3 separate regions of the Homo sapiens genome follow, and regions 1 and 3 are each linked to region 2. The links are chromatin contacts, found by Hi-C or POLR2A ChIA-PET in ENCODE. All regions are on one chromosome and are shown on one strand. Each heading gives the region's core, a stretch centred on a gene start or an enhancer-like site at or near the end of the contact. The rest is flanking DNA. Distances are from core to core; before and after follow the strand shown.

What was found. A loop is a pair of places that touch in the nucleus more often than their neighbours do. ChIA-PET counts read pairs that join two places held with the same protein, here RNA polymerase II (POLR2A). Pooled maps may share reads with other maps.
Region 1: a loop to region 2 is called in a map of mammary epithelial cell, with 3 times the contacts of the local background. The contact joins the promoter of MANCR here to the promoter of LINC02660 in region 2. A Hi-C loop is called at or near these places in 7 of 168 maps with a recorded cell type or tissue (Right ventricle myocardium inferior, Right ventricle myocardium superior, cardiac septum and 3 more) and 9 of 50 pooled maps. POLR2A ChIA-PET finds 5 or more read pairs at or near these places in 1 of 52 experiments (Panc1).
Region 3: a loop to region 2 is called in a pooled map of heart right ventricle, with 1.9 times the contacts of the local background. The contact joins the enhancer-like site here to the promoter of LINC02660 in region 2. A Hi-C loop is called at or near these places in 1 of 168 maps with a recorded cell type or tissue (cardiac septum) and 2 of 50 pooled maps. POLR2A ChIA-PET finds 5 or more read pairs at or near these places in 1 of 52 experiments (BJ).

The regions. Positions count from the first base shown.
Region 1 is chr10:4,675,931-4,680,345 of GRCh38, reverse strand. It overlaps MANCR (mitotically associated long non coding RNA), which reads left to right and starts at 2,276. Exons shown (of 4, transcript NR_024475.1): 1 at 2,276-2,297. LOC105376373 (a long non-coding RNA gene) reads right to left here. Exons shown (of 4, transcript XR_001747338.2): 2 at 3,527-3,681; 3 at 771-943.
Region 2 is chr10:3,909,375-3,913,895 of GRCh38, reverse strand. It overlaps LINC02660 (long intergenic non-protein coding RNA 2660), which reads right to left and starts at 1,873. Exons shown (of 3, transcript NR_183984.1): 1 at 1,850-1,873. RefSeq lists a silencer at 4,133-4,352.
Region 3 is chr10:4,496,918-4,501,103 of GRCh38, reverse strand. No RefSeq gene overlaps it. Among named protein-coding and RNA genes, the nearest start is that of LINC00703, 110 kb to the right of the region's middle. Within about 2 kb of position 1,968, at least 3 of the 41 ENCODE cell types and tissues checked have a DNase peak (open chromatin) inside an H3K27ac peak, as active enhancers do.

The sequences.
Region 1 (4,415 bases), core at 1,027-3,526, 770 kb before region 2:
TTGCATTTTCCAGCGTCTCTCATTTTCCAAGCTGGTTTTTATATTTAAAATGTTATGCCAAAATAATTTTCAGTGATGTAAATGCCTCTCAACAGTGCTGTCTTCCCTGAGGTTACTTTTAACCCAGAGAAATAAAATTCTAATGATCACATTTGTGTCAAGGCTCTGGGAAGATTATCTGCTCAGAAGAACTTTCTAAGGATTTGTACCTTTGTATTCCAGAAGCAGCTGCCCAATTTTGTCTATTCGTTGGCTCTTAGAATATTTCGTCTATTCTTTGGCTATCAGAGAATACTAAGCAAGGAAACAAGCAAAAAATAAACCAACAGGAATTTTGCTGTCTTATTATGTCCTAGTTTCTTAACTGTTTCTGTCTACTTCCCTCCCCACCATATTTCTTTTCATATGTAAGTTTTTAAATATTTGATGATGGTGATGGCGCTACTGAAGTGAAAGATTTATGTATCACTTTTATAGTCCAAAGCAATGCAATTTTCTTGTGATAAGTTAAAATATTAAAGTTAACCATATTTAATTTTAGCCATCAATCTTTCCCTACTCCTGTTTTCAGGATTTTTTCTTTTTTGCAAGAAAAAATGAAATTTACTAGTAAACATTGTTAAAAAATTTTTAGGCAAATTAAATTAATAGAGTTTAATTGAGCAAAGAACAAATTGCTGATTGGGGCAGCCTCCCGAGGCAGGGTAGGTTCAAAGACTCCAGCACAGCCACGTGATGGAAGAAGATTTATGAACAGAAAAAGGACTTACAGAAAATGGACGAGAGGTGCAGAAACACCTAGATTGCTTACAGCTCTGCGTTTGCCTTATTTAAACATGGTTTGAACAGCCGGCCGCCTGTGATTGGCTGAAACTCCATGATTGGCACAAGAGTAGGTAGGTCACAGTCTGTTTACACGTCCAGTGAGGTTACAGTTCATTACCTACAGAGAAACGTTTAGACTGAACTTAAAATATGTAAGGAGGCAGCTCTAGGCTAAACTTGATTTAGCAATATAATCTACTAATTCTTTTTGTAATAAAATTATTTAATTTTCAGGTGATAAGATGAAGTATCAGTCATTGAGATGTTTCATACCCAGTAGAATCTGGGGTGGATATTTGCTTTTGTGAATGGCCTTCACATTAGGAAGTGCATTTAGGAAAATCGGGTATTGCATTTTCATGGTTATTTGAGCTCAAAGATTTTATTCCTTTATTGGCCAGATCATTTGGTACAAAGATCAACTAGAAAGAAAGTTTCATGTATTGAGTTTTTGGGAAGGGCTGTTTTAAATACTGTTAAGACGACTGATTTATCTTTCTTTACTTAGTAGGGGGAGGTAGGAGGGGCATACCAGAATTCAGAAGTGCGACCACCATAACCACTTCACTTTTCAATTTATTTTTCAGTTCTAGGATATATAAGCAGACAAGGAGGGTCTCTAGGAACCATAGGAGTTTAATCCACGTGAGCCATCAGCCTGATTTACAGCTTCCTGCCCTGCAGCCTGTTCTTCCCTAAACCCTGGGTGGACTATAGTAACCTAGTTGGTTGAAACCAGCTCCTGACAGACCCTGGCAACTTAGAGATGAACCCTGGTGAATCTTCCTCATGACTGTAACGTCTCCATCCTGGAGGAACTGTAGTTCCGTTATCATAACATGTAACCCATGTGTTGCCATGATGACACTGTGTCTGCACCGCTGGGACCCCTCATCTACATGCGATAATGCACCCTCTCCCCTCTCCATCACCCCATAAAACCCTCCTGCCACTTTCCCTCAGGGAGACACTGCTTTGGAGAATACACCCAGTGCTCCCCTTACTTGAGCCAAGTAATAAAACTCCTATTGATCAAAATCTGCATTCTCGTGGAGAGTCGTTTGTTGCTTGACAGGTGAATGAACGCTGTTTGTTTTTTTCGGATAACAAATATGAGGTATTAAACAAACAAACAAAAAACCCCAGACTTGAAGCTTTCCCATAATAACAACAAAGAGTTTGAGTAAGAATTCCACAGCTTGCCTTCATCTGTGGCAGACTTGCATGAATCATTTTCAAATAAAGATAATAACTCAGTTGGTCTTGTAGTCCAAACAAAATGTGCTACTTCAGGAACATTCACTTCCTATGTGGACTTTGCTGCTGAGTCAGTGTGAGACCTTGAACAAGTCTCTGTTTGTTTCGTACCATTCAGATTTCCTCGTCTGTAAACATTAAGTATCTACATTCACTAAAAGTAGTTCTGAATGAATGTTATTTAATGGTGCCAATGATGTTGGAGGATACCTGTGGTAAGTGGTTTAATTTATTTTTGCAAGTTGGTATAATATCCATACTATATTGACCTTAAAATAGATGGACAATGTGGATATGTGGATGTTTTTGTTATTGAGAAGGGGGTTGACTGAGAGTAAAGGACAGTTTGATTTGTTTTTCTACATTAGTCCTATTCATCTGGCAAATGTGAAATCTCCATTTCGTCATTCATGTTCCTAAGGTGGGTACTAGATATAGTTACATTTTCTTGCCAAAGTAAAACTTGCATCATATACTTAGGAACGTGTGGAGCACTTCTCAGAGCTGTGCTTAATCTCAGGTGCCCAGAAATGTTGAAACTTGTTTACAGAACTTTGGACTCATCTCTGATTTATTAACTCAAGTTATTCCCTGGACCTATAATTAACATCTCACCAGCCTGATATTTTCCTCAACCACTTAACACAAAAGAATGATTATGGAGCTTCACATGCAACATTATCCCTTAAAATTGACTCTAAACAAGGATTTAAAATAAGGTTGTTTCCATGTGCACAGGTGATCAAATCATTGTGTGATAAAACGATAGATTTTTTTATGATGTGTTTTCATATCTCTGTGACCTTTTTTGTTAGAGAGGTGATACCATTGAGTCCCGGGAGACTTAGGCTAACTCTTAATATACAAAAGGATAAATACTTTCTTCTTCAAATAATTCCAAGCTCGTTTTACTCCTTTAAAATAATTTTTAGATATACTTGTCAAATTCTGTGAAATATTCATGTATGAATTTTGATTGAAACTTCATTAATGATGTATTTATCCATTTCTTTTTCTTTTTAACTTAAAATTTATATTTGTTTATATAAAATTTCTGAACATATTATTTTTAAAAACTAGTTATAACTACTTTAGAATTTTTGGTAGCTATTATGGGAAGTTTCTTTGTATTATTACTTTATTATTGTTACATTATATAATTGTTTTTATTGGAAAATAATGATATTTATTTGTATATTGATCTGGCACCATAAAGCTTTCTGACTTTTTGTTTTAGTTGCTTATTTACATATTATCTTAAAAGTTCTATGAGTATGGTCATATGAGCCAACAATAATGATTTTACTAATACCAATTCCTGTATTAGTTTCCTAGGCTGTTGTAACAAAGTGCCTTGACTGAGTGGTTTTGAAACAAAGAGAGCTTATTCCTTCATGGTTCTGGAAGTCTGAAGTCTGAAATCCAGGTGAAAGTAGGGCCGCACCCTCTCCAAAGCTCCAGGGAAGAATCCTTCCTCTCCTTTAGTTTTCTCAGTGGCCCACAGTACTTGGCGCCCTGTGGTTTTGCGGCAGCAGGTCCACCTCTGCCTCTGTCTCCACATGGCTGTCTTCCCTATGTGTCCATGTCCAAATTTCCCTCCTATGAGGAAACCACAGATACCATGTATTAGATTATAGATCCCTCTAATCCATGATTACCTCATCATTAAATCTGCAAAAAATCCCATTTCCAAATAAGGTCACATTCACAGGTTCCAGTTGAACAGGCATTTTTAGGGGGCTGAAGGGTGGCACTAATTAACCCAGTAAACTCCACCAGCTGGCACCCCAAATTCATGTTCTCCCGTGTGCAAAATACATTTACCCATGTCCCCCAAATTCTTAACCCATTTAAGCGTTAACTCTAAAAAATGTCACATTAATATCAACTCAAAAAGTTACAAATCTCATCATTGAAATGATCTAAATTAGGTATGGGTGAGACTCTTAGTTTTCATCCATACTGGGGCAAAGTCCCTTCATCCACAGAACTGTAAAACTAGAAAACAAATTATCTGCTTCCAAAACACAATGGTGGAACGTATGAGGTTGTCTCTATTTTGCCTTCATATTCTGAAGAATACATTTGTTGGATGTAGAATTGTGGGTTGGCAGTTTCTTTCCTTGCATTACCTTATAATATTTTTCAACTGTCTTCTCACATCTAAAATTTCTGACAAGAAAAAGATATTTGAAACATTTTTTGCATGTATGTAATATGCCATTTTTGTCTGGCTTGTGAAAACATTCTTTCTTTGGCTTTAAATACTTTGACTATTACATACTTGCTCATTTTAATGATGTTTGCTCACACTTGGAATTTACTGAGCTTCT
Region 2 (4,521 bases), core at 624-3,123:
AATGCAAATATTCCAAAATCCAAGATGATGCATTGGAATGAGGAAGAAAACAGATATCTGTCACAAATCACGGGACACAGCGGGGCTTTCATCAACCTGTCCCCCTACCTGCGGCTGTGAAAATCTGAAATGCTCCAAAAAAATTCATGATCCAAAACTCTTCTGGTCCTAAGCACTATGAATAAGGGATACTCAACCGTCCTATTGTTTAGCCACCTTCTGCCCTTGACTGGCGAAAGTGTCCAGGGCAGGGGACTAAGATTTTCTTCCGGAAGCTCCCTAGGAAGCTCTTCATGTAATTCTTATTTCCTCCTGCTCAGTCCTCTACAGAGAAGGGCAGAAGATCAAAGCCAGTTTGGTTTGCTCAAGGACAGGTGGTTCTTACTCTCTAGCAACACAGTCCCAGGGCCCTAAGCCTTCTGGTCAACCACTCTTCATTATTTTTGCCACTTTCTCCGGAAAAGTTGGGTTTCTTTGCATCCTTTTTGAAATATGTTACAGAGACATGAGCGCAACCCATGCCCTTGGACAGAGGTGTCCTGTCAAGAAGGCCCCATCTCTGGGTCTAGGCCCTGTGTGCCACTGAGGTCCCTGTAAAGCCCTTCTTTCCCAGCCCATCTGTCTGGGGTCACTTCTGGCCCCAAGCTCTTTTCTTCCAATATTTGTACCTAACAAGCCTTTTTTTTCTTGCATTTGTACTGTTTGAATTTCATCAAGCATATAATTGTGTTTGTTCCAATGGTAAAAATAATATTTTACTATTTACCTACTTTTTTCAAAGGGCATAGGTTCTCTAAATACTAAGTGGTAGGCAGTGTGCTGAGGGCTGGGGCTGCCAAGGTGAGTCAGAGAAACCCCTGAGTGTGCTGTGCTACCTGCCCGGTGCAGGAAACAGATATCCGAACAGACGATGGGAAAGAAGTGGGTTCTGTGAAGGTGAACAAATGTCCAGGAGGGACATGGGAGGCTGCCTCCAGGGCTGATCTAAACAGACCCCCACGCCTACCCCAGGTTTTCTGGGGGTTTTACTGCTGCTGCCGCTGATGTGAAAGGCGGTCCGTGATGTTGGTGCTCTCCCTTCCCCTCTCTTCCATCCTTCCCAGAACTCTGTGCCTTGGGCCAGGCAAGCTCAACCTTAAAGAGCGGAGGAAGAGGTGAGAAAGAATGAATGAATATTGGCCGGGTGCGGTGGCTCACGCCTGTAATCCCAGCACTTTGGGAGACCGAGGCTGGTGGGCCACCTGAGGTCAGGAGTTGGAGACCAGCCTGGCCAACATGGTGAAGCCCGTCTCTACTAAGAATACAAAAATTAGCCAGACATGATGGCACAGCCTGTAATCCCAGCTACTCAGGATTCTGAAGCAGGAGAATCGCTTGAACCCGGGAGGGAGGTGGAGGTTGCAGTGAGCCAAGATCGTGCCACTGCACTTCAGCCTGGGCAACAGAGCGAGACTGTCTGAAAAAAAAGAAAAAGAAAAAGAAAAAAAAGAATGAATGAATCTACTTCTTCTTCTGTTAAGACAAAAAGGCCCCTAATATTTTTCCAGAGGAAGAGATAGAAGAGGTAATAGCAGCTGAGAGCACCTAGAAAAAAACAGCACTTCCCAGCTGTAGCTCTCTCCAGTGAAAACGCTGAACTCAGAACAAGCATTGTGAAGTCGCAGGCGAGAGAGGCCAGCTCAGGAGGGCCCCCTGACCGCCCCAACAGACCCCACTCACAATCTCTGCTGCACATCTGCCCATGGAACAATGGCACTCCGAGCTCCTGCTCCAGATCCTCATCTTCAGCTAACAAATCAGAAAGATGAACGTCCACGGGCAACGCAGAAAACATCATAGAGATCCCTACCCAGGTTTGTCCTCTTGCTCAAAGAAAGAAGGTCGTGCATTCAGGACAAGTAACGACTTGCTGTAGCTTATCTCCTTCAATCCCAAATAGTTCTCATAGTTGGCTGAGAGAGGAGAGACCAGCCGCCTGTAATACCATCTATGATGCCTGCTCCCTTCTCTCCCTTCCAACATTTCTCCTTGACAACCCCACACCAAGAATAAACAGACGGGAAGGCAAAGATGAGCTACAAAGTTTTGAGCAACAAAGCAGGTCAAGTGGGGAATGAATACTCCCCAGCAAAACACAGAGGATCCGATTCAAGAGTTCATTGTGAATATAAGCACATAGGTTAAGCCTGCATACACCGAAAATAAAAATAACCATGCCTGATTTCAAGACTGAGACAGAAGAAAAAAATTACTCAGATAGATACGGTGGTCATCTTCACAGCCTTTTGAGCTAGCCAATATTCACTTCAATTGCCTGAGGTTTGCAGTAACTCGCTTTGGGTTCTAAAAGACACAGTGGGCTCACTGTCCCCCTTTGGGTGTCCCTCTCTGCACAGATAAACCAGCGGCACGCGGAGGGCATGAGATAGAAGCCTGTCCACAAGGGAGGAATTATCTTTTACAGGCAATCTGGGAGCACCATTGAAAAATGCTCTTCTGTGATGAAATTATGAATGCTTTCACATCAAACAAAAATGTATTGTCTAAACCCTGGGTGAATATTGGATGTCATTTTTTTTTCTGCTCAGCATTTTGATATAACTATGCAATAATCTCCAAGTAATTTCATGTTTACATACACCAGGTGACACACGGCATATGTGAAATTATGGCACTTAGGAATATTAAAGGCATCTAATGCATAATGAAAACCGTATATTGAAGAATAATTTTTCTTCTACAGTTTTATAAGCAGTTGACAAAAAGCTGACAGGAGAAATTCTTCCAATAATGGAAGTACTCTCAGGTTTAATTCTCTTATAACAATTCTATTATGCATAAAGTAAGACGGAAGAAGTCATTGGCTTATGATCTAAAGGAAAGCATAATCGCAAAACTATTGCAATCAATGCTGTTGAAAATAATTCTGCAGATAAAAATTTAATAATTTTATATGAAGATACACTGAATTACAATTTTAGGTCAAGTTGATCTTTCAAAGACAGACTGACTACCTTTTTGAACAAAAAAGACTATGCCACGTGGTATAGTTTATGTCTACCCTTTGTCTAAGGAAGCAAAATACATTTGAACAATTATTTAATTGAATCTACTTAACATCATTGATTATTTACACCTAAAATAACTGCTAGCTAAATATCAGGATTTCTGTCTTAAAATTGTCCAGATCATTTCCTCAGATCTCCAAAATGTTTTGCTAATAATACATGCCTAAATAAATATACCTAATTAAGCAAAACAATGCGGATTTGGTTCATTAATCCTCTTCATCAACAAGGTCATTTATTAAACACCTATTTTGTGCTAGCCATTAAAGGAAGCTCGTGCTAATGAGCCTTTCTCCTGATAAAAAGTGAAGAGTTTGGAAGAGGCAGACCATGTTTTCCGCAGCCTAGGCCACACCACGTCACTTTTTTTTTTTTTTTTTGAGATGGAGTCTTGCTCTGTCCCCCAGGCTGGAGTGCAGTGGCATGATCTCGGCTCACTGCAAGCTCCGCCTCCCAGGTTCACGCCTTTCTCCTGCCTCAGCCTCTTGAGTAGCTGGGACTACCGACCCGCCACTATGCCTGGCTAATTTTTTGTATTTTCAGTAGAGACGGGGTTTCACCATGTTAGCCAGGATGGTCTCGATCTCCTGACCTCGTGATCCACCTGCCTTGGCCTCACAAAGTGCTGGGATTACAGGCGTTAGCCACTGCACCCGGCCTTCTTTTTTCTTGAGATGGAGTCTCACTCTGCTGGAGTGCAATGGCACGATCTCTGCTCACTGCAGCCTCTGCCTCCCTCCTCAGTAGCTGTGACTACAAGCAATTCAGCTGCGTCAGCCTTCCAAGTAGCTGGGACTGCAGGCGCATGCCACCATGCCTGGCTGATTTTTGTATTTTTTGTAGAGACGGGGTTTCATCATGTTGTCCAGGCTGGTCTCGAACTCCTGACTTCAAATGATCAGCCCGCCTCGGCCTCCCAAAGTGCTGGGATTACAGGCGTGAGCCAGCGTGACTGAGCCCACATCACTCTTTAAGCCTTGCTTCCTCTGCCCAGTTAGACAGCCCACCTCTGCCCACACAGCCCACCTTGTCTCAACTTCTATCCTTATTTGGTCCATTACATTTTCGGGTGCAAGTTCTGCTTCACAGGCAGCAAAATGTGCTAAAATCCTTCCAGGCACAGAGGGAACATCAGCTCCTTCATGAGCTCTTCCCTGATGTGGGTCATCCATGGTTCATTGTTTCGAGGAGCTTAAAAGACTGACATGTGTCCACGTGTGCTAAAAATGGAAACGCCTGAGCTACATGACATTTAAAGGAAACGGGCAGAAGCACGTGCAGGTTATTCTCCACCGTCACCGCCCAGCCCCGTTCTCTGCCTGCTTGGCCCTGGAAGGTGGCAGCTGAACGAGTTTGGCTTAGTGAAGACAGTAGAGATGTCTGGGAGGGAGGAGCGACTTCAGGTTTTCTTGCCCTGTGCCCTCCCTGCTTGGGCACCGCCTCATGGCGATAA
Region 3 (4,186 bases), core at 719-3,218, 590 kb before region 2:
AGGTGTTACTGGTCCTCTTTGTGCTGCCTTATGGGAAATGATCTTAGGAAACCAACGCAAAAGCTGGTTCTCTTGCTCCTGTGACTGCTGTGTGTGATGAAGTCTTTGTCTCTGACCTAGGAGTCTTACGTCTTCTGCCGGCATCCATCACAATGTAGCAAGCTAACATTTTAGCTTGTAAGCAGAGTAAAATCTCAGACCCTCACAGTTCTTAGAACTCAGAGGCCAATTATTTAGTTTTGACAGGTATTTTCTCATGATAAGATTTAGGAAATCCCTTAATTTGGTTACATATCATAAAACTGTCATATTAGACATTATGCAAAACTTCTGACATATTCCTTTATGACTAGAAACTAGACAAAAATGTTCACAATCACTTCTGCTATGCTGGAAAGAAAGAATTACAATAGTTATTCTTTGCAGATGATATGGTCATCCACATAGAAAAGCCAAAGAATCAAACAATTATTAATGTTAGAATAAACACAATAGTTTATCAAGGTCACTTTACAACGACCGATTTACAAAAACTAATAATATTTATCTTCACTAACAGTAAAAAGTTAGAAAATAAAATAGTATATAAGATATTTGCATTCATGGTAAAAACTGTAACATTTTAAAGAATTGACTAAAGAAAGAAGTCAAAAGCCTCCCTAGGGAAAAACCCTTTATGTATTAAAGGAACTTACAGATTTGAATAGATGGAGAGACATTCAATGATTCATTAGTATTTTTAGTTTCTAAGTATTATTAAATGATGATTAGCCACATATTAGAAGGTCAATTCCATGTAGGCCTATCAAACTGTTAAGTGTTTTCTTTTTTAGGAAAAAATATAGTGTACATGAATATTTATTCTTTTTACTTATCTCTAGATTTTTTTTGTCTTTTCCTGTTTCAGTGTAGTGATCCAGGGTCACCACCATTGCCAACTCTCTTTCTAACAAATTAACAGCATCTAAAACACAACTGCCTGTGTGTCTGAGTTAGTACAGTGTGAAAAAAGTTTCTGTCAATATTAGTTTGTAAATCAGAGTTCTAATGGGATGTCCATCCACTTTACAATCAAGTTAACAAGAGAGTCAGAGAGATGAGGAAGAGGAAAACATGTTATGGTGACATCCTAGGGTGATGCCAGTGGTTATTTAGCTTGTAACTAAATATCACCTGTCCCACTATTTCACCCAGCTTCTCCTCATCAGAGGGTGCAGGAGTGGGCACCAGAGGCATACGTGTGTAGTTGACCATTCCACGTTGCCACTTCTCCCTGCTGGTGTCCTCCTGCTGCTGTCAACGGTGGAGGGAGAGCTAGCCTAATGAATTATGACGGGAACATCACTGTGGTTTAGAATTCCATATAGGAAACAATGTCATGATTTTGGGGGATAGAATTAAAAATTAATATTTTAAACATATTAAACCCATATATTTGATATTTAATATTTTTATTATTAATTTTAAAATACATAAAGCTTCTGACAAATTATTTTTATTTATTTTGATATTCATGGAGAGAAAAATATGTGGTAAAGTACTACTCTACACTGAAATACTTTATTTAAAGTTATTGAATGCTTTTAAGCAAGGTAGTTTAGAGAATTTTGAACTATCTATACAGTGGTTTTTTAAGATTCCTAGAGAAAAATTATGCTAAATAACAGGCTTTTTGAGCACTGATAATGATACTAAGTTACTTATTCAAACGTGTCTTTCTGCCAAGACCAAGTTCCTTGAGAGCAGATTCTTAAATGCAGCATCTTGGTTACCTTTGCTTACTTATTTTTTAATTTCCTTATGTTTATCTTTGTTTACTTACACCTAATCGGTGCTCAATAGACTTTGCTGAAACAAAATGACGCCTTGTGGTTGACCAGTGTCTCATTACCAGGCAGCTTGCCCTGGAGAAAAATAGAGCAGTTGGTTTAAATCAAGACGCTCTGAGAATTAGCTAAGTGATTTACCTCTGCCAAGTAGGAACTATAAATACTGTCAGACTAAAAGCACCCGTTGCCTACCTACTGTGTACTGAGCATCATTCAATTGGCACACCTACTCAATAATTGTGAACAGATGGAATTAGCGCATAGAAAAGAGCATGTGTTTTTCCCTCTCCATCCACACATACCAACCTAGAAAAATAGAATTCTCCATCATGGTATTTTTTTTTCTAACAAGGACATCGTCAAATGTATTAGTCAAACTTGGAGTCCCTCCAAAACTAAAGCTTACTTCTAAATTTAGAACTAATGAGCTCTCTGTGTGTACCAAAGTAGAAAGCACATATTTTCTCTGTTAGCATTGAGGCCTTTTATTCAACATAACTCTACTGCGAAAGAGAATATAAATGTTTCTTCTTTAGTGTTACTGGCTTGCAAAACTCAGTCACTGGGAAAAACATGAACACTAGGGAAGAATGATAGGTTTGTAGAGAACATTCATTTCAGAGAATGGTAGAATCCTCCATTTAACAGGTCTTTAAAGATCCTCCAGCCCAGCGCTTCTTAACAGCTAGAATTCCTTTTAAAATGACACCTTGGGTGATCTCCAGTGCTCTACCTACCTCCAGCGTCAAGGCAGCTCCATCCACATCTGAGTTGCTTCAGTGGAGGGTCCCCCTGGCACAAAACCAAACTCATTTTTGCTATTGCCTCCCTCAGTGACTTCTGAGTTTACTTTTTGGGACACACAGATTGAGGACTCTTTCCTATGACACTTTCCTCGTGCTTGATGACAAACAACTACCGCATGTTCCCCTCTCCAGGTTTCTCTTCTCCATGCCAAAAACTTGCATGTCTTAACCCTTCCTCAGTGCCTCAATTTCCAATTGCTTCATCCTTCTGGCCACATTCTTGCCATGTTCTCCATAATACAACTTATTAAAGATGGATATCATGACATTTAAAAGAAGTTAACTGTGGCAGAAATATAAAAAATGAATTCCTAGGGAAGGTACTCAGGTCCCAGCTACTTGTCACAGCAGAAATGAGTGATTTTTAAAATTACACTTGAGAGTAAGTCCAGGACGATTTTACTTACAGAATAAAAGGAAGTAATAATATTTGAGAACAGGGAGATGAAAGACCCAGGAACACCTTTGAGACCTACTTTGGGAGGTTAGTGGAAAATTATACTCTTAATTTTAAACCAGAATATAAAGAATAGGGTCAATTTACCTGTAGGAAGACAGACATACTTCATTGAATGTGTTCTGTTAAATTCTTATAAAATTCCCAGGTAGATGAGTCTATAGAATAGTTAACCTATCTATACCTTGGTTATATAGGAAAGCATCTCGTAGCCTGGTGTTCTCACCCAAGACAAGCCCCACAGCTGTGCTTAAGCAATTTAGGGTGCTGAAATGTAACTGAATTCTTCTTTTTCACAAATGTCTGCTCTTTTTTGCTGAATCGCAATCACAGACACCATCATCCAGTTAACCTTTCAAGTGATAAAATTGATACTTTTCCATGACTTCTCTTTTAAAAAAAATCTGTCAGTTGCCAGATTTCCTCAATCTCAAAAATGTCTATCAAATCGTACGCTTTGCCGCATTTGAACACCATTGCATTAGCTCCTCCAGCCACCAGTCTTTAGTGTCTTGTGTTGGTCCATGGTTTCCTACCTGTCCTCTTGATGAAGAGCTCTTCCCAGTGGGGATGGGGCCCAGCTTGGATAGTCCTGCAAGAGCACAGAGCTGAATGCTCAATAATTTTGTGAGCCGGTGAAACAAGTGCTAGCTTGAAACTGACCGTAAGAAGGGACAACACACTCTGGAGCCTACTTGAGGGTAGAGGGTGGGAGGAGGGAAAGGAGCAGAAAAAAAGTAACTAATGGGTCCTAGGCTTAGTACCTGATGAAATAATCTGTACATCAACTCCCTGTGACATGAGCTTACCTATATAACAAACCTACACATGTGTCCCTGAGCCTAAAATAAAAGTTAAAAAATGGCCAGGCGCCATGGCTCATGTCTGTAATCCCAGCACTTTGGGACGCCAAGGCAGGCAGATCACCTGAGGTCCAGAGTTCAAGACCAGCCTGACAAACGTGGAGAAACCCCAAGTCTACTAAAAAATACAAAATTAGCCGGGCGTGGTGGTGCAGGCCTGTAATCCCAGCTACTCGGGAGGCTGAGGCAGAAGAATCACTTGAACCCAGGAGGCAGAGGTTGCAGTGAGCT